Regions from separate parts of the Homo sapiens genome. Here region 2 is linked to region 1. A link is a loop called in an ENCODE intact Hi-C map of the cell type or tissue named here. Cell type or tissue: heart left ventricle. All regions are shown on one strand. Links, peaks and the distances in the headings refer to the core of each region. The heading gives the core; the rest is flanking DNA.

Region 1 (9,549 bases), core at 1,768-6,767:
TATTGACAATGAAGGGACTGTCCAAGCCTTCCCAACAAACTAAGATGATTTTACAGCAGCAAATATCCTTGAAAACATTCTTTCAGATAAAGCAGAATGAATTGACTCCTTTTTAACCTGGGCCTTCCTTAGGTGCTTTGACCCAGCTGGAGGTCATTTTTAGTCTTGACAGTTCTGGGAAACGGGAACGTCAGCGGTCAAACTCAAGTAGCCTAGTTTTTTCTAGGGCTGTCACCATTCTTATCCAAATCTAAACCCCTTTTCCACAAAAAAGGGAATTAATGCTTTTTGATACTTGCTACATGTTTGAGGAATGCTTCTAGGTATGGACCACAAATATGCAGCAAATATCAAATCACTGAATTTTATCATGGAACCTTCTGCTTTTAAAATATAATTAAATTACTACTGTCTGAATTCCAAGTGTGGAATTCAGAATTTCAACTTCCTGTTGAAGGTAAAAGGAATTCTCCTGGAGGTAATTTGTAGTATAGCTGGATACAAGTTAAAATCCTGATCTGTTCCCGCAACCTTCACTTCCTTCATTATGGAAACTCAAGGTACAAATAGTGTGTCCATTAAAATCCTTATTTACATATTGTGTCACCTTTCCCTTTCCTCTGTCCATGCCAAAGTCATGCCATTCTTTCTTCCCCATCACATCTGTCTCTCCCCAAAGCAACTAAGCTACCATTGCTAAACAAGTCCAATGGAAGACAGTATAATATGATGTCATAGAAGGAGCATTAAGCAAGGAGCCTATTTTTGACAAGAGTCAACTGTGGGATCCTAGGGAACTCACTCTTTCTTTTTGGATCTTAGTTGCCCCATTTACTAATCATGGTTTGTTGGATCACATGATTTATTAAATCTTTCTCCTAATTCCCAAAGCCAGGGAATACCTCTTGGGCTGTATCATTATTGTCTTTTTTTGAAGTCACAAATTCTTTTGAAATCTACTAAAAGCTATTGATTTCCCCCATGACCCAAAACAAAGATATGTTGCCCATACACCCAAATCCATCTGAAATCCGCCTATTGACTGTATCTCCTCAGATCCCTAAAGAGCCCTTTTTCTATACCAGAGCTACTCTAAGTGTGATCCACAGAATGCAGCATCAGCATCCCCTGGGAGCCTGTTAGAAATATAAATTCTTGAGTGTCACCCTAATTCTGAATCAGAATCTTTGAGGGTGAAATCTATAATAGAAATTTGTTTTAACAACTTCCCCATGAACACTTAACTTTGAAAAGCAATGTTCTATATGCTTTATCTGAGTGATCTTTTCCATGCTCACAGCTACAAATAATACCTCCATTTGAATACCTAATGGAACTTCTCCCCTGCAGCACCAAACTCATAAATTTTACTTCCTAATGGACTTCATCATGGCTCTGCCCAGAGGTTCTTCAAAATTAACTTGTTCAAAATGTGAATCAAACTCTTCCCATAAAACCTACTATTCTTTCTGTATTTCATGTCTCATTCTGTGTCTGTTATCTATACATCCCTAGTGCCTAACGCGTATTAGGCCCTTAGTCCATGACTGTTGAGTAATTAGTTCATTCATGATAACACTCATTTTATACATTGTCCAGATCATTGTCTGTTGGACAATGCAGGAAGTCCCTGAACTGACCTAGCACCTTCCTACCAGTTCCATTGTTGTCATTTAGAAGGGTATCATTCCCACAACATGTCCCCTCTTTACCCCCTTCAGCTCATATTTTTTTTACATATAATTGGACCTCAGGTATTTCTTCTTCAAAAGTCCTCTGAAATTATCTTCATCTTTTTCCCTTTTCTTTCAGCTTGTGCAGTTATCTGAGAAAAAAAATCTCCTTACCTTTTTTCTTCTTTTCCTATCCCATAAATCAAAAAGCAACCATAATTATGACTGATTCCTATGAATAGTGAAAGTTATGTCAAGAAAAACATAAATTTCAAAGTGAAACTAGATATGCAGTGATCCTGAAATACACCCAAAAGTGTCCTTCCTCCTCCAGTTTACCTCTTTTTCTGTAGACATCAGTGTTTACAATAAATAAAGCATTTTCTTATTGAATTTTTTTCTTTTTTGTTTAATATTGTGGTGGTACAGACTGATTTTTTTTTAAAAAAGAAAGGCTTGGCATTTCTGCTGTAGTATAAACTGTATAAGCCTTTCAGTGCTATCCTTATAAGATGTTTTAAGTTTGTTAATGCGTTTAAAAAATTAAGTATAGTTTTGCAACAGTTTTCTTTATCTGCCGTCGTTGGGAGTTAAATATCAATGATATGTAAGCTGTGGTACATGTGGGATCAACTCCCCCTTCCCTCACCAGATTCATAGTTTGTTTTGTAATTATATAAAAACATCGACATTTTAGTTCAAAATCATATCTGGAATGTGGGATATAAAACTTTCCTTCCCCGGGCAGGAATTATGGGGGTAAAACTTGAATTTAACTGTGTCTCCACTTGTGTCTGGCAGAGGTCTTGGTATGAAGGGAGCAGAGGTACCAGATCAAGCCAAGACACCTGCTGCGAACCACATGAAGGAAATAAATTAACAAATGAAAGTAAATTAGGTTTATTGTGTCTGCTGGCTTTAACATTTAAACCCTAGAATTCAAGGGGATAATCATTTGTATGCTACAGTTTTTCCTTATGTAGATAACACTAAGCTTTACACAAAATAGTCAGTGAAATCTGGTAGATTGAATTATATTGATCCTAAGGTCTATAGTGAAATACAGCTAAGAATCTCAGTCCACATTAAAGTTATGTAACTTCTAAAAATTTGCAATTAATCTATCACACGAAAGCACCTATATGGACATTTAAAGATCTGTGTATCTTGATGGCATCAAGCCAGCTTTCACATTGATAAACGCTAGGGGCATTTCTCCTGAAATGTTAGGTATATTTTAGTGTCATAACTGAAGATGTAAGCAAATTTAAAATGCTTGCTCTAAATTAAAAGGGTTCTAGCTTAAATGAGCAGCTCCTTTATAGGAAGATTTTTGTCACAGTGGTTTCGCTAAATTTCAGTTATATTAAACAAGAGAATCGCATTTTATGTAGTTGTCCTTTTGAAGCTCTTACTTCAGATCTTTTTACTGATGTTGCCAAATTATTATAGGATAAGACCAATTAGCTTACCTCTTCACCTCTCCCATAAAGCCTTTTTTTTCTTCTGCAATGTTTCTGAAGGATGAAATGTGAACTTTCTCATCTTCTCTTAAACTACTCTAGGTATCAAACTGGTTTGGAAATAAGCGAATCCGGTACAAGAAGAACATAGGTAAATTTCAAGAGGAAGCCAATATTTATGCTGCCAAAACAGCTGTCACTGCTACCAATGTGTCAGCCCATGGAAGCCAAGCTAACTCGCCCTCAACTCCCAACTCGGCTGGTTAGTTTTTTCTTTGATTGGGGGTGGGGGAAGGAATTGTTCTCCATTTTTATACTGGCTGTTCCTACATTGGGATTTTCTTTTAATTTGTTAGGCTTTTGATTGGTTAATTTCTGTATTTGATTGTATTTTTGGATGTTAATGTCACTTTGGGCTCTTTCTTTCATTTCCAAAGAGCAATCTGTTAGACTTTTTACAACGTGGGTTGTCTGGAGGTTTGCATTAATTTGTCTATTAAGTTAAGACCAAAGTAAATTGGTTAGCTTGAAGAGACCTCTAAATTCTCCTCTCAGGGATATCAATAAGTAAGTTAGACATAGTGCTTAGAGATAGTCTATTGGGATTCTGTCATTTGGCCTGTTTTATATAAAGCTTTTATCCTTGTCAGTTTTGCTGTTCCAACAACATAATGTCTGGGTCACTTATTAGCATGCATTCTATGCAGAAATATTTACTCTTCTAGCAAATATCTTATTAGAATGCTTTGGTATGCAAAGCCAGGCTATGAATATTTCTATATATTGTTTATAGTTGTTGTTCTTTATTGTTTTTTGTTGGTCTTCTTTATGATTATCGGTCATGAGCTATGTAATAGGCTTTGTTTCAGGAAATATGCATTATATCACTAATTTAAGAGTTTAGGTCAAAATACTATATTTTGGGGTGTGCCTTGTGTCATCAGTTCAGAATTTCTACATGTGAAAAAATGTAGTTAATAATGCAAAAAATATAACCTTTGTGTTTGTATGCTATGGAAGGCATGTGGTAATTTTTTTTTCCCTTTGGTAAAGGAAAGACAAGTATTTTCTCATTAAATAAGTTTGGTTTGACTTTGATTAGGGTGCACAGCTAAGAAAACTGATGATTCTAACTTAAAAGGTTACCAATTTAAATATGTTTGATCGTAATATGATTACAAACCTAATGTCTAACATTTTTTAGAGTATGTGGTATCTTTGACCACAAAGCTTGTTTGTCCACTAAAATAAGTTTTCTTACAGCGACTCGTTACTGGAGAAATGTAGGGTTCCACAGACTGATGTCTTCTGTGAGCTTCCAGATGCATAAATTTGTTATGATAAGGTCCTCCAAGTCACTGGGCTATACCCAGCACTTCTTTTGTGGCCTTCTTTTATCTAAATGGAATCATGCATGAAGAGTAGCCTGGGCTTTTTCAACATGGATATAATAAAACAATGTAGAATTCAATCCAGTTTTAATTTTCCCAGCACTGCAGGTTAGATTCCTATGAGGAGCATATTTACTTTTTTAGAAATATTTTGTTTTTTTCTTCCTCCATCATGGTGTGATTGACAAGGGATCAAAGCTAACAGGTTCAATAACCAGAGAGAGTTCCATCTTCTCCATCTGGTCAATTATTAAGAATTTCAGACCCAACAACACCAGTTGAACTGTGCTGCTAGGCAGACATTTTCACTTGTCTCTTTGGAAGAAGTACAATTCTGTCAACATTAGCAAAAATGCACTCAACACTCCTGCAAAGGTTATCATAATGCAAAACGATATCAAAATGACTTTTTCCTGTCCCTGGTATATCTGCATCGCAGATGGCTTAGCATGATTTATGACTAGTCCTTAGAAAAGCCCTGTGGACTTTCTTCATTACTAAATTTGTAACTATTTATTCTTTCCTAAAGCCCTTAAAAGAGAAAAATAAGCATTTTAACCCTCTATTCTGTGTTTAAGAAATATGGTTGCCTCTTATGGAATGTCAGACTATGATTACAGTTTTCTAAGGAATTTTTTTCTGGTGGCTTAAACATCATGTGACTATTCTGAGCACAAAGTAAATTATTATGGAAAATTTGAGCTAAGCCTTCCAATTGTGCGTAAGTTGTTGGAAATAATCTGCACAGGAACCCCTTTGTAGTGCTTTTTCTAAAGTAGAGGCAAAAGAAAATACTATTGTATGTGTGCAATAGCATGGAATTTTAAAAGATAAACATTTTAACAGGAAAAGTTATAAATGGGCTTTTCTGTATTTTCTTTTGCTCTTAACCAACCTAAATCATCCACACAGGTAAAGTAGAACTTTAAAATGTTCAAACTTTTCACATAAGGTGTTTATTATGTTATGTACTTGCTCTTCAATAATTTGGAAAGATAAATGATAATTGAAATAAATTTTAAATAAGAGGTTAATATGTGAAAATATATTTTGGCAGAGTTTGAAGTCTAGAGTTGTAGAACCTAGGAACTTTTCATAACCTCAGTATTGAAGCAGAAGTTTTTTTTTCAGAGTTTTACAAAATATAAGTACTCATTTCTATTGTAAAGAAATATATTTCTGGCTGGGTGCAGTGGCTCATGCCTGTAATCCCAGCACTTTGGGAGGCCGAGGCGGGCGGATCACGAGGTCAGGAGTTTGAGACCAGCCTGGCCAATGTGGTGAAACCCCGTCTCTACCAAAATTACAAAAATTAGCTGGGCATGGTGGCGTGCACCTGTAGTTCCAGCTACTCGGGAGGCTGAGGCAGAAGAATCCCTTGAACCTGGGAGGTGCAGATTGTAGTGAGCTGAGACCGCACCACTTACTCCAGCCTGGGCAACACAGCGAAACTCCAACTCCAAAAACAAAACAAACAAACAAACAAAAAAACCAAATATATTTCTTTGCAAGTAAATCCTCTTCCTGCTAGAGGCTTCTGTATGGAGAACAGCACTTCAGTAAGATTACTTCCAAATATTTCTATTTATTGATATGTTCCATGTCTCCTATCTTCTTAAGCATAATTTTTTTTTTAAATCACTTAAGACTAAAACCCGGGGGGATTAGCAAGCATTTAGAGACATTTAGCATGCTTCATAGTTTATACCAGCAAAGTGAGACAAAATGGATGAAGCAAAGAGGAAGAATAGAAGGAAGGAGAGAAAGTTAAATTTTGAAAAAAGAAAGCAAGAATAGGGGCCAGTTGAAGCACTGGTTAAAACCTGGGGTCTATAATTCTTCTGTAGTGGCCTAGAGTAATGCATTCTTAATTTCTTAATTTCGATGAGATTATAAAACCTCAGAAAAATGAGGCCCTTTCAAGAAGCTTGGATTATCTTCTGCAGAGGATTTTAACATCCAAGAAGAAAGAAATTGACTTGTGCATTACAGATGTTCACTGTGGCATGCCATCAGCGTTGAAATTATATCACATTCTGTGATTAGATCAGTGGTAGTGGGCTTACTGAAGCTCAGAACCCCAAGATTGGAATTCTTTTGCTTAGCTGTGTGTTTGTGTCAAGGACAACAGCAAATTCAACCATGAAAGTTCTTCCTCTAGCACTATTTTAGTCAATGGCAAGCCCATATACATAATCTTGTAATACCCCTGTATTAGTCCATTCTCACGCTGCTATGAGGAAATGCCTGAGACTGGGTAATTTCTAAAGGAAAGAGGCTTAATTGACTCAGGTTAGCATGGCTGGAGAGGCCTCAGGAAACTTGCAGTCATGGCAGAAGGTGAAGGGGAAGCAAGGCAGCTTCTTCATAAGGCAGCAGGAAGAAGTGCCGAGTGAAGTGGGGAAGAGCCCCTTATAAAACCATCAGATAGATCTTGTGAGAACTCACTCACTATCACAACAGCATGGAGGAAACTGCCCCCATGATTCAATTAAGTTCACCTGGTCTCTCCTTTGACCTGGGGACCGTGGGGATTATGGGGATTACAATTCAAGATGAGATTTGGGTGGGGACACAAAGTCTAATCATATCAACCCCTAAAAAGAGGTTTGGTGTTTTTCAGGATTGATGAAAGGTTATTATATTAAAACTCAGAGCCTTCATGCCCTATGAGAAGTTTTTATATAATACACACAGAGAGAAGGTAACACATACAGAGAAGTTGACTAAAACTTTAGTAAATCCACAGGAATTCTTATAATTTTGTTTTTTAAAACCAAGTGAAAATATTTATCCCACTGATGTTTTATCTCATGTCTTTCTTAGTATGATTCTCCTCTTTATTTTTGATTGAAGAGTGAAAACAATTTGTCCTGGAATTGGAACTCTACAACCTTGAGATACATACCTATTGAAGGGTTTTCACATTCAACCAGACAACACTTTACTCTTTTGCTTTGTCCCAAGTAGAAAGTAACAATGAATTTTGGAATTCACAAAGGGAAATGGAAAAGCAAGCATGCATGGGACATAATTTAAGCTTACATCTAGTAAAAAGGGCCTATCCTTTGAGCTCCCAAATGGTATGAGAGTCCAATCTAATCAAGCTGAATCAGGCTGGCCACATAATCTATCTGAAGTCTTGATTTCTAAACTACAGAAAATGGCAACTACTTCATTAAAATACTGTAAGGAATATTGAGTGAATACATTTAAACACTGAATTCCTTAAAAGGAAAAAGTAAATCCGTTCTTGCTCTAGGTCTTTTGTTCTCATCTAGGGGCAAATTTGTACTCCCAGGGGACATTTGGTACTATCTGGAGCTATCTTTGGTTGTCACAATTTTGAAGGGAGGTTGTTATTGGCATCTATTGGATAGAGGATAACCATTGTAGGGCTAACCAGCCTACAATGCATAAGATAATCTCCCACAATAAAGAATATTTGGCCCAAAATGTCAGTAGCAACAAGGTTGAGAGATCCTATTCTAGGTTTAAGCTTTATCATTATTATTATTATTATTATTTTTGGATTATGAAGTTAACTGATTTTTTTTATTGTTTTTTGCTTTTAATTTTTTTGTTTTTCTTTAACAAATTTAAGTCTCCTGAAGATTCTTTAGAGTAGAAATGCAATTTTCTGGAACTTGTCTGATGAAAATGGATGTGGACACTTTACCACATCATGATGTCTGCCCAAGCAAATGCATTATAATCATAAGTGATCCAGTATTTCTTCTCTGCCTAGTTGAGTGTAGATTTAGTTCTGCACATGCCCCAAATGTCTGGGTGGCAGTTTAAATGAGCTGCTTGCCTTCCTTCCCAAACCAAATTCAGAACCTTTTAACTGACAACCACATCTTAAAATGTGCTTCTAATGGTAGCTGATGGCTTCAAAACAGCCTGCAGGTAAGGTTTCTGAATGATCTTCTCAGCAAGCCAAGTCTTTCTGTTTCAGTTCTTTGAGAATGCCACAGCACCTCCAAGAGAGCCCATTCACTATTTGTCAGTGGATCGTGTGCTTCCCAGGAGGTTATCCATTCCATGATAAATTCTTTCCAACTTGCAGTGCTGGGTAGAGAACATGTCCTCCCCTTGTAGTTCAGATGTTTTTGTGGACTTCCGTCTGCTTCATTGTGGTGTTAGTGGCACCTGGTCTCTTCCCTCAGCACAGTCAGTGCTTCTAGATACTTATCAGAGAGTGAGAAGCCATGGTAATATTGTACATGGGTGTACAGACACAATGAAATGCTGAAACAGCACAGCCAAGAGCACAAGGGACTGTTTCTTCAATTACTGCTCTGATACAAATGCACTTGTATATGAAGTACATTTATATATGCATATTTATCTCTGTGTACATTAGGCAGCCAGACATATTTACAGTTTATGCACATGTATTTTTTAAATCACCTGTGTCAATTGCAATGTGTATCTTTTAAATGACACATTCCATGCCTTCATGGTTCCATGGATGCCACGTCATTGGACATCATGTAGCCCTTTGGGGGTTTCTCCCATTTCTAAGTTTGTATACTAATTTCCAGAAAAACATTGGTCAAACTTATAGTCCTTATGTTTAGGCTAGATTTACCACAGTGGAACCAGTGGAATCTGGGTGGTGCCAGGATGGACCTTAAGGTTGACTCTCTGGGTGATGAGACATCATCTAGAGACGATGGGAGAGAAGTAAAATACGTGAGCCTGAAACTGAACACTCTGGGGAGTTGGGTGGGGGAGTCTGATGACATATAACAAATTATAATTTGGGTTCTTGGAGCTGATTCTTCTTGGTTCTGATGACATCTAAATGCAAGCATGTATTGTAATACATTACAAAATGACTTTTATTATTTAGGTTATATCTGTGATTACAAAAAATATTTGAGAGGGATAGAACTAGTATATAGAGATATTATATATCTACACGTGAGAATGTGATCTGTGCCACACATTGTTTCATTCATATGTTCAGGAAGACAGTTTCAAAGATAGGTCCCATATTAATGGAAGGAAGTTACA
Region 2 (9,549 bases), core at 1,607-6,606, 82 kb after region 1:
CGGTGTGGGTAAGCCTCATCCAAACCACTGGAGGTCTAAACAGAAAAAAAGGCTGAATAAAAGAGAATTTGCTCTCCATGTCTTACTGCTTAAGCTGAAGCATTGGTCTTCCCCTGCCCCTAAACTGGGACTTACACCATTACCATGCCTGCATCTTAGGGTTCAGATATGAATTAGAACTTACATCTTCAGTGCACTGGTTCTTGGATCAGAACTGAAACCTGGTTCTGGTTTTGGCCTTTGTTCTTGGATCAGAACCGAAGCCATTGGTTCTCCTGGTTCTCAGGTGGTCGGAAATAGGCTGGAAACTACACCTTGACTTTTCTAGGTCTCTAGCTTGCAGATGCAGATTGTGGGACTACTCAGTCTCCATCATTGTGTGAGCCAATTTCTCATAATTAATAAAGTTTATTAAATAAAACTTATATCTTATTGGTTCTGTTTTTCTGGGAAACGCATACTAATACAGTGTCCTAGCCAATTCCTAATAGATCAGCCTAAGTTCAATGTCTGTGTAATATACAGTTTTTCTTTTTTTTTTTTTTTTTTTTTTTGGAGCTTAGGGCTTATGGAAAACCTGCATAAAGCCACTTCCAGGCTTGTCCTCTACATCCATCCCAGACCAGGTAAAGTTCTTTGCTGCAGTCCTGCTCTGGCAAGTTCTGGCATCTCTCTCCCTGCTCTGGCAGAAGATTACTTGCTGAAGTGCTGCCTGTCCCAGGATGCTCACCCTGTTGGCTGTTCCTTTCTCTTTTTAAATGACCTGTCATTTTTCCCAACAGTAGGTGTCCCCACTGGCAGCAAGGTGATCAAGCACAGAACAGACCCTATTAAACTTCACTCTTGCATCTTCAGCAGATTTCCTGTTGATACCTGCAATATTTTAAAAGTCAGCTCCTCCTGGGGGAAAAAGGTAGGAGCATGAGGTGAGGGAGGGGATGAATGGTTTGTGCACCCCTTGAACTATTTCATCTTTTTAATTATTTTATTCTATTTCCATACAGATGCCTCTTTTGATGCTGTTTTAATTGTGATGGCTCTTACAGAAACTCTCTCTCCTGTTCAGAAAAAGGCAATAAAGTTTTCAGGGTTTTGTTTGAAAGCTTCTGGTTCACATGTGCAAATAATTTTAAAAAAGAGACCCTTTGTAAGGCAAGAGCTCAGAAACCTGCCTCCTATCTACCATGGATGTACCACAAGATTTACCTTAAAAGAGCAGATGGAAAACCTAGCATTGGCAGCTATGAAACATTCTCTAGGTCTGTTACCTGTTTCAAACCTCCACCACTGCCCGCTGTCAGCTCCCATTGACTCATGCATCTCTGAGCTTCTTAATACATATTTCCAAGTACTGGAATCTGTAGGGCTGGATGCAACTCACTCAGACTGGTTAATGGGCTTTGGGTAAGTTGGAGAGGCTATAAGGTGTGTTCAGCTCAATCTTCCTTTCCTAGTAAGAACTTCTAAAGCCACTTACCTTGGGCATACTGACCTTCAGCTGCACTTTGACATTGGAAGTATGATCTTCACAGCTTAATCTGATAACATGCCAATACTTAGCAAACTGCATCTGGATTGCTCTCATCTTTCCTGATAGGTAATATGAATACACACACACATACAGACACAGACAAAGGAACACACACACATACACGCATGCACGCACATACAAATACACACTCATAGCCTTCTTCACATGGTTGTCAGTTTTCCAGAACATCTTGGCACTGGCAGGACTGTCTATGCACTTCATGGAGGGGGCTGGGCTTAGTCCAGGTTTTGTGACAATGGAGTCTACAGAAGGGATGAAATCCAACATTTAGGCAAAGACAGGTGCCACCAATGCACCTGCATCCAGCCCAGTGCTCCACGCATTAAGCCTGTAGTGCTTTTAAATCATTCTTGGAGCTTTGCAAAATGTTTCTCCTGCCTAAGCTGTCTCTGGCCTCATACACCTAAGATGTAAATCTTTGCATGTAAGGCAGAGCAAGCGAGCATAAGTCAATGATTCCTGCCCCACTGGCAAACTAAAGCAGTGTGGGACCTTTCATTCCTTGTGCATCCCAGGTGGATGAGGACCTGGGAGGCAGAAATGGAAGAACAATGGAGGGAGAAACGAAGACATCCCACTGCCTCATCCTTCACATGCGTGCATGAGCACTGCATATACCACATGCCCTGTGCCCACTTTCTTTCCCTGCCTTTCCTGAGATTTGATTCTATTGAGAGTGTTGCACTCTAGAACACAGAGTGGCAGAGATGGAATGGGATTCAGGGGCTCAGTGAACTCAAAGCCAGTTACGTGATCAGGATTGACACTTTGTGTTATTTAACTCTTCATGTCTTTGTGTTTTACTTCTGATCTCAGCTTCTTAAAGTGGGCCACCAACTGTGGCTATCTCTGGAATCCCAACTTTGCCAAAACACAGCACAAAAGCATTTGCTGCTTTTATTTATGTATGAAGATGACCAGGAAAAGGATCTAGGCATAGGTGAAAGAGGGGTTGAGAATTTGCTAGGGTTGACCCAAAACCTGATCTGTCCCAGGTTATATGGGACACTTTCTCTTTGAGAGTGAATCTCTCTCTCTAAGAAAGTATTTCCTCTCTGAGGCCTATGCTGTATGGCCAGGAAACTTAAGCTGCTTTCCTGTAATCATAGAGAGTTGAGAGGGATCTCAACACTCATTTCATCTAATTCCCTTATTTAACAGATGAGGAAATTGATATGTTTCCTCATCTGCATTTTTCACTCATTATTTCATTTAGTCCTCACCATGCCCCGCTAAGGTGGGTGTTATTACTCCATCCTATGAGGGAGGAAACTAAGCATCACAGAGATGATGCGACTTGCCCAAGGCCACACAGATGGTTAGCAGTGGGGTCTGAGATTGACCCCAGGTAGCCTGACTCTCAGTCTAAGACCTTTCCATCTTAATCAAGGATCCCTTAATGTTAGTCTAAAGACTTACACAGGTTATTGATGATATTTTCATACAACTATGACAAATATGAAATATGTGCATATCAACATAACCTTGCAAACTTTCTTTCTCGAGAAAGCCTGTCTTTAATGAGACAATGCCCTTCCTACACTTTTGGTATTTAAAGATCTCTTCTTTATGAACTTATAATGATAATAAATAGTGGAGGTTTATATATTTGCTTGGCAAAACGGAACATTGTGAACTACATGACAGTCCTTAATGCTTTTAAAAATTAGGAATCCTGAAGTCTGGGAACACAGTACTCTGTGGCCATCTAGGTTGTTGCCTGCAGCATCCACCAATGTGAGCTGGAGATTACTACAAGCATTTGACTCGTCATCGTGTCAAGAAGTCATCACCAACGGCTCAGCAACATGGGGCCAAGACTCTGCCCTCATAGGGCTCAAAGCTCCTACCTGGTCAATCAGGAACCTGCACAGTCCCAAGAGTACTATAGGATGTATGGGAGGAAAGGGAGCCTTTCAACTGTCATGGGAGCCTGGGGGCTTGGGAATTGATGAGATTCCATATTTGACCATTCCTTCCCATCTCTGTCTGGGGTATCAGACAGGAGGGATAATGCAAAGAACTGAGAACTTAACCTGGTGTGCCCAACACTGCTCTCCTGGCCCCAGGTAAATAAGCTTAATAGGAAGAAGAGATGCTGTGGAGTGTACCAGCCATGATTCCAGGGCCATTACTTAGTAAGCATATGATCTTGAGCAGCTTCTTTTATGAGCTTTGCTGTGTTGCTCCAACAATAAAATATGTTGTATACAAAGCACCTATACAGGGCTGATACTTACTAAATGCTCAGTAAACATTCATTTTTGCCTCCTTTTAGCATATATTCTTTTCCTACTTTACCTCAAGAGTCAGTGCTAGGGAAAATTGTGAGTTATCTTGTCTTTGGTAACTTCATGTCACACTCTTGCACCTCTGGGTTCTTCCAGCCAGGGAAATGTTGTTTAATATCCAAATTCACACCGAATGGCTCAGAGTTTATGAGGAGAGGACAATGCTGGAGCAAAAGAAAAATTCTGGCAGTTCTGGCAGTGGTATTCCAGACCCCATGGCACCCAGCTGAAGGGGCTTTGCAGTCCCAGCCTCCCTGACACACAGCTGTGGGCCCGCTCTTTCCTCCCAGGCAGGAGGCCAGTCCTGGTGCCAGGCTTGGGCTGGGCACTGGAGCCTCTGCTGTCATTGCCCATCTTTCTCTTGTTCTGTGCACTTGGTACTACAGCTGACACCTGGGATGTCACATTCTGACATATGAGGCTATGGGGGTCAAGTGGGCAAGGGTGGGGGCGAGAACATGGCTTTCACAGCCAGGTATGTGTCAAACCAAATTCCACTCATGATTGGGTGTCTAGCTTGGAACTGATCTGGATCAGAGTGATGTGCTGAAGTCAAATGACAACGTCTGTCTGGCTGGGGCTTATCTGACAGGACGTGCTCCCTGGTGGGTCCCAGGGTCCAGGACAGAGGCTGCAGGGACAAGGGAGGGTGTGAGGCAAGTGGTGGTCCTTCCTCCTCTTTGCCTTGTCTTCACATTTGTTGCCAGCTCGTGCCTGCTGACATTTGAGCAGATTCTATTTATGCAAATAGGCTATTTTGCTTTATTTTGAGTCTCCTACATGCATGTAGACCATTAACTGTCACAAAGGTTTCTTTCCACGGTGGTGACTAACAGCACGGTCACTCACCCAGCAACAAGGAAGAGGCCTGACTGGGGAGGAAGAGTGTTTAATATTGATGTAAGTCCTGAATAAATGAGGATTTGTGAGGCAGCGTTAGAAGGCATTCAACAGCACAGGCTTTGAATTCAGACAGCCCTGAGTCTGAGTCTCTGCATTGACACTTATTAGCTTGATGGGCCTGGGCAACTTTATTTAATATCACTGATCCTCGGTTTCTACATCTGTAAAATGGTGACGTAATAATATACATTATATGGGAGTATTTTGAAGGATTAAGTGAAAATGCATGCAAAGCAGCTCTCTTTAGAAAGCTTGGACAATTTCTCAATATTATTATAGGAGGATTCTGATCTTCTGCCACTTGAGTTTTACCACTTTATGAACATTCTTTGTTTTGCTCTCTGTAATTAGGATAACAAGAGGGTACCAAAAAGAAGAAAGGAAAAGGAGACCCCGTGGTTGGTAGGCTGGAAGAAATACTAAGGAGAAGCAATTTGTTCTCTTGGGGACATTTCCACTGGAATGTTGTATCCTAGAAACTTCTTTAGAAAATTATACAAGGCTTGGCTGGGCGCAGTGGCTCACGCCTGTAATCCCAGCACTTTGGGAGGCCGAGGCAGGCGGATCACGAGGTCAGGAGATCGAGACCATCCTGGTTAACACGGTGAAACGCTGTCTCTACTAAAAATATAAAAAATTAGCCAGGCGTGGTGGCGGGTGCCTGTAGTGTCAGCTACTAGGGAGGCTGAGGCAGGAGAATGTCGTGGACCTGGAGGCGGAGCTTGCAGTGAGGCAAGATTGCGTCACTGCCCTCCAGCCTGGGCGACAGAGCGAGACTCCATCTCAAAAAAAAAAAAAAGAAAAAAAAAAGAAAATTATACAAGGCTTGTAGAGGTATAATTTTGTTTTTTAGAAACTTGAAAGACAGGGCAGGAGGATAACTACATATATTAATACTAGGGTATATAATTATTATTAATAGAAAATCAGGCCAGGTGTGGTTGTTCATGCCTGTACACTTTGGGAACCAGAGGCGAGAAGGTCACTTAAGGCCAAGATTCTGGGACCAGTCTAGGCAACATAAATACAAAAATTAGTCGGGTGTGGTGGTGCATGCCTGTAGTCCCAGCTACTCGGGAGGCTGAGGTAGAATTGCCTGGGAGGTTGAGGCTTCAGTGAGCTGTGATGGTGCCACTGCACACCAGCCTGGGCACCAAAGCGAGACTCTGTTAAAAAAAAAAAAAAAAGAAAAAAAGACAATCAGCTGCTTTCATTCTCCAAAATAAGTGTAGAAAGATAATAAGAAACGTTTCACTGAAACTATAACTTTGTCTTTGACCACGGAACAGAGGTGGGTGGAAGGCAATTGGGGAAAGAAGCCAATCAGCAACCTCCAGAAATTTCCTCTTTTTTTCAGTCACAAGGACAGTTTATTGGGGTAGCCGCTGACCTCATGCAAGCTGCTCCAAGTCAATGAAAGGGGGCAGCACTAGCAGTGTGCCAAGAGGCAAAAGACAGAAAAATAAAACTAGAGGATCCTTGGATACCAAAGCTGGGAAAAAGCACAAATTCAGATGAGAGGTTATAATGTAGACTGAGATAAGACAACAGAATTCCAAGGTTAGAGAGCAGTGAATCCAAGATGTTTGCAATGTGATGTCAACTTAAGCCTTTTTTGAAGTTTTCATTATGAACATTCCCAAACATGCTCACGAGTACAGAGTACAACATTACCCATCATCAAGCTTCAGCAACTATCAACTTTTCTCCATACTTGCTTCTTTTTTTACCCTCTTTTAATTTTGCTAAAATACATTGCAGATACTCCTAAACACTTCAGTATGCACTTTATTTTTTAACATAATCACAATGCCAATTTCAACATCTACTAAATTTAACAATTATTTATTAACAATACCATCTTGCAAGGTTGCCGTCTCTTACCACTGCTATTCAACATAGTATTGGAAGTTCTGGCCAGGGAAATCAGCAAGAAAAAGAAATAAAGGGCATCCAAATAGGAAGAGAGGAAGTCAGATTATTCCTGTTTGCAGATGACGTAGTTCTAGATCTAGAAAACCTCATAGTCTTTTCTAAATCTAGAAAGCCCCAAAAGCTCCTTCATCTAATCAAAAACCCCAAAAGCTCCTTCAGCTAATCAAAAACCCCAAAAGCTCCTTCAGCTAATCAACAACTTCAGCAAAGTTTCAGGATACAAAATCAATGTACAAAAATCACTAGCATTCTCATACACCAATAACAATCAAGCCAAGAGCTGAATAAGAAATACAATCCCACTTAAATACCTAGGCATACAGCTAACCAGGGAGGTGAAAGATTTCTGCAATGAGAATTACAAGACACTGCTCAAAGAAATCAGAGATCACACGAACAAATGGAAAACATCCCATGCTCATGGATAGGAAGAATCAATATCATTAAAATGGCCATACTACCAAAAGCAATTTATAGATTCAATGCTATTCCTATCAAACTACCAATGACATTCTTTGCAGAATTAGAACAAACTATTTTAAAACGTATATGGAAACAAAAAAGAGCCTGAATACCCAAGGCAATCCTAAGCAAAAAGAACAAACAAAGCTGAAGGCATCACGTTACCCAACTTAAAACTATACTACAAAGCTACAGTAACCAAAACAGCATGATACTGGTACAAAAACCAACACATAGACAAATGGAACAGAATAGAGAGCCCAGAAATAAGGCCACACAACTACAACCATCTGTTCTTTGACAAAGCTAACAAAAACAAGCAATGGAGAAAGGACTCCCTATTCAATAAATGGTGCTGAGAGAACTGCCTAGCCATATGCAGAAAAGTGAAACTGGGCATCTTTCTTACACTGTATACAAAAATAAACTAAAGATGAATTAAGGACTTAACTGTAAAAGTCAAAACTATAAAAAGTCTGGAAGACAATGTAGACAAATACCATTGTGGACATAGGAACAGGCAAAGATTTCATGACAAAGACTCCAAGAGCAATTGCAACAAAAGCAAAAGTTGACAAATGAGATCTAATTAAACTTTAAAAGCTTCTACACAGCAAAAGAAACTATCAACAGAGTAAACAGACAGCCTACAGAAAGGGAGAAAATATTTGCAAACTATGCATCTGACAAAGGTCTAATATCCAGCATCTATAAGGAACTTAAACAAATTTACAAGAAAAAAACAAACAACCACATTAAAAAGTGGGCAAAGGACATGAATAGACACTTTTCTAAACAAGACATATGTGCAGCCAATAAGTATATATAAAAAAGCTCAAACGGGCATGGTGGCTCACACCTGTAATCCCAGCACACTGGGAGGCCGAGGCAGGCATATCACTGGAGGTTGGGAGTTCACGACCAACCTGACCAACATAGAGAAACCCCATCTCTACTAAAAATACAAAATTAGCCAGGCGTGGTGGCATATTTCTGTAATCCCAGCTACTCGGGAGGCTGAGGCAGGAGAATCACTTGAACCCAGGAGATGGAGGTTGTGGTGAGCCAAGACTGCACCATTGCACTCCAGCCTGGGCAACAAGAGCGAAACTCCATCTCAAAAAAAAGCTTAACATCACTGATCATTAGAGAAATGCAAACCAAAGCCACAATTAGTACCATCTCACACCAGTGAGAATGGCTCTTTTTAAAAAGTCAAAAAGTAACAGATACTACTGAGGTTTCAGAGAAAAGGGAGCACTTTTACACTGTGCTAGTGGGAGTGATGGGAGTGTAAATTAGTTCAACCATTGTGGAAAGAAGTATGGTGATTCCTCAAAGAGTTAAAAACAGAACTACCATTTGATCCAGCAATCCCATTACTGGGTATATACCCAGAGGAATATAAATCATTCTATTATAAAGACATATGCATGCATATGTTCATTGCAGCACTATTCACAATAGTGAAGACATGGAATAAATCTAAATGCTCATCAATGACAGATTGAAGAAAGAAAGCATGGTAGATATACACCGTGGAATACTATGCAGTCATAAAAGAATAAGATGAGATCATGTCTTTTGCAGGAACATGAATGGAGCTGGAGGTCATTATCCTTAGCAAACTAACACAGAAACTGAAAACCAAATACTGCGTGTTCTCATTTACAAGTGTGAGCTAAATGATGAGAACACATGAACACAAAGAAGGGAACAACAGGCACTGGGACCTCCTTGAGGGTGGGAGAAGGGAGAGGAGCAGAAAAAAATAATTATTGGGTACTATGTTTAGTACCTGAATGACAGAATAATTTGTAAAACTAACCCTCATGCCATGAGTTTACCCACATAACAAACTTGTGCATGTATCCCCAAACCCAAAATAAAAGTTAAAAAAAAATCTTGCAACATCACTTAAAAAAGTTAAAAAAAGTTAAAAACAGGACTCTAGTGTATATATAAGAAGTTAATATGTGACAAAGATGACAGCAGAAAGTCTGGTTTATTCAATGCTGGGTTAATTAATTTGTTGGAAAAGGTAAATTTCAAGATCAATTTCAGATGAACTAACATTTTGGTAAAATATCAGGATAAATACTCTCTAATTCATCTTTTGGCAAAATTGCAACTGTGTCTTACTTTAATAGGAGTAAATGTAGATATTCTCATGATTATATTGAGCCAGTATCACTTTTTAAATATATCGGGAAACACTGTTTTTAATACAGTCTAATTAAGTTTAAAAAGGCTGTAAAGCATTTTATAGCATTTTTTCTAATCACAGCACCAAAGATAGGAAAATAATATATTTGGCTACCTAAAAAGCACCCTACCCCCAAACAAAACAAAAGCAATATCAAAACAAAATAAGTTATATGCAAAATTTTAATTAAGATATAAAAT

The links. Peaks named below come from ENCODE experiments on the same cell type or tissue, not always from the same donor. Only the 100,000 strongest peaks of a DNase experiment are listed, where the experiment ranks them.
Region 2: a loop joins it to region 1, with 2.4 times the contacts of the local background. A loop is called at or near these places in 2 of 110 quality-filtered maps.

What each region holds. Positions count from the first base shown.
Region 1 is chr1:164,808,752-164,818,300 of GRCh38, forward strand. It overlaps PBX1 (PBX homeobox 1), which reads left to right. Exons shown (of 9, transcript NM_002585.4): 6 at 3,239-3,398. Among named protein-coding and RNA genes, the nearest start is that of PBX1-AS1, 39 kb to the left of the region's middle. In heart left ventricle, for the core only: no CTCF peak of the experiment used is centred there; no DNase peak of the experiment used is centred there.
Region 2 is chr1:164,891,040-164,900,588 of GRCh38, forward strand. No RefSeq gene overlaps it. Among named protein-coding and RNA genes, the nearest start is that of PBX1-AS1, 120 kb to the left of the region's middle. In heart left ventricle, for the core only: no CTCF peak of the experiment used is centred there; a DNase peak (open chromatin) is centred at 4,202.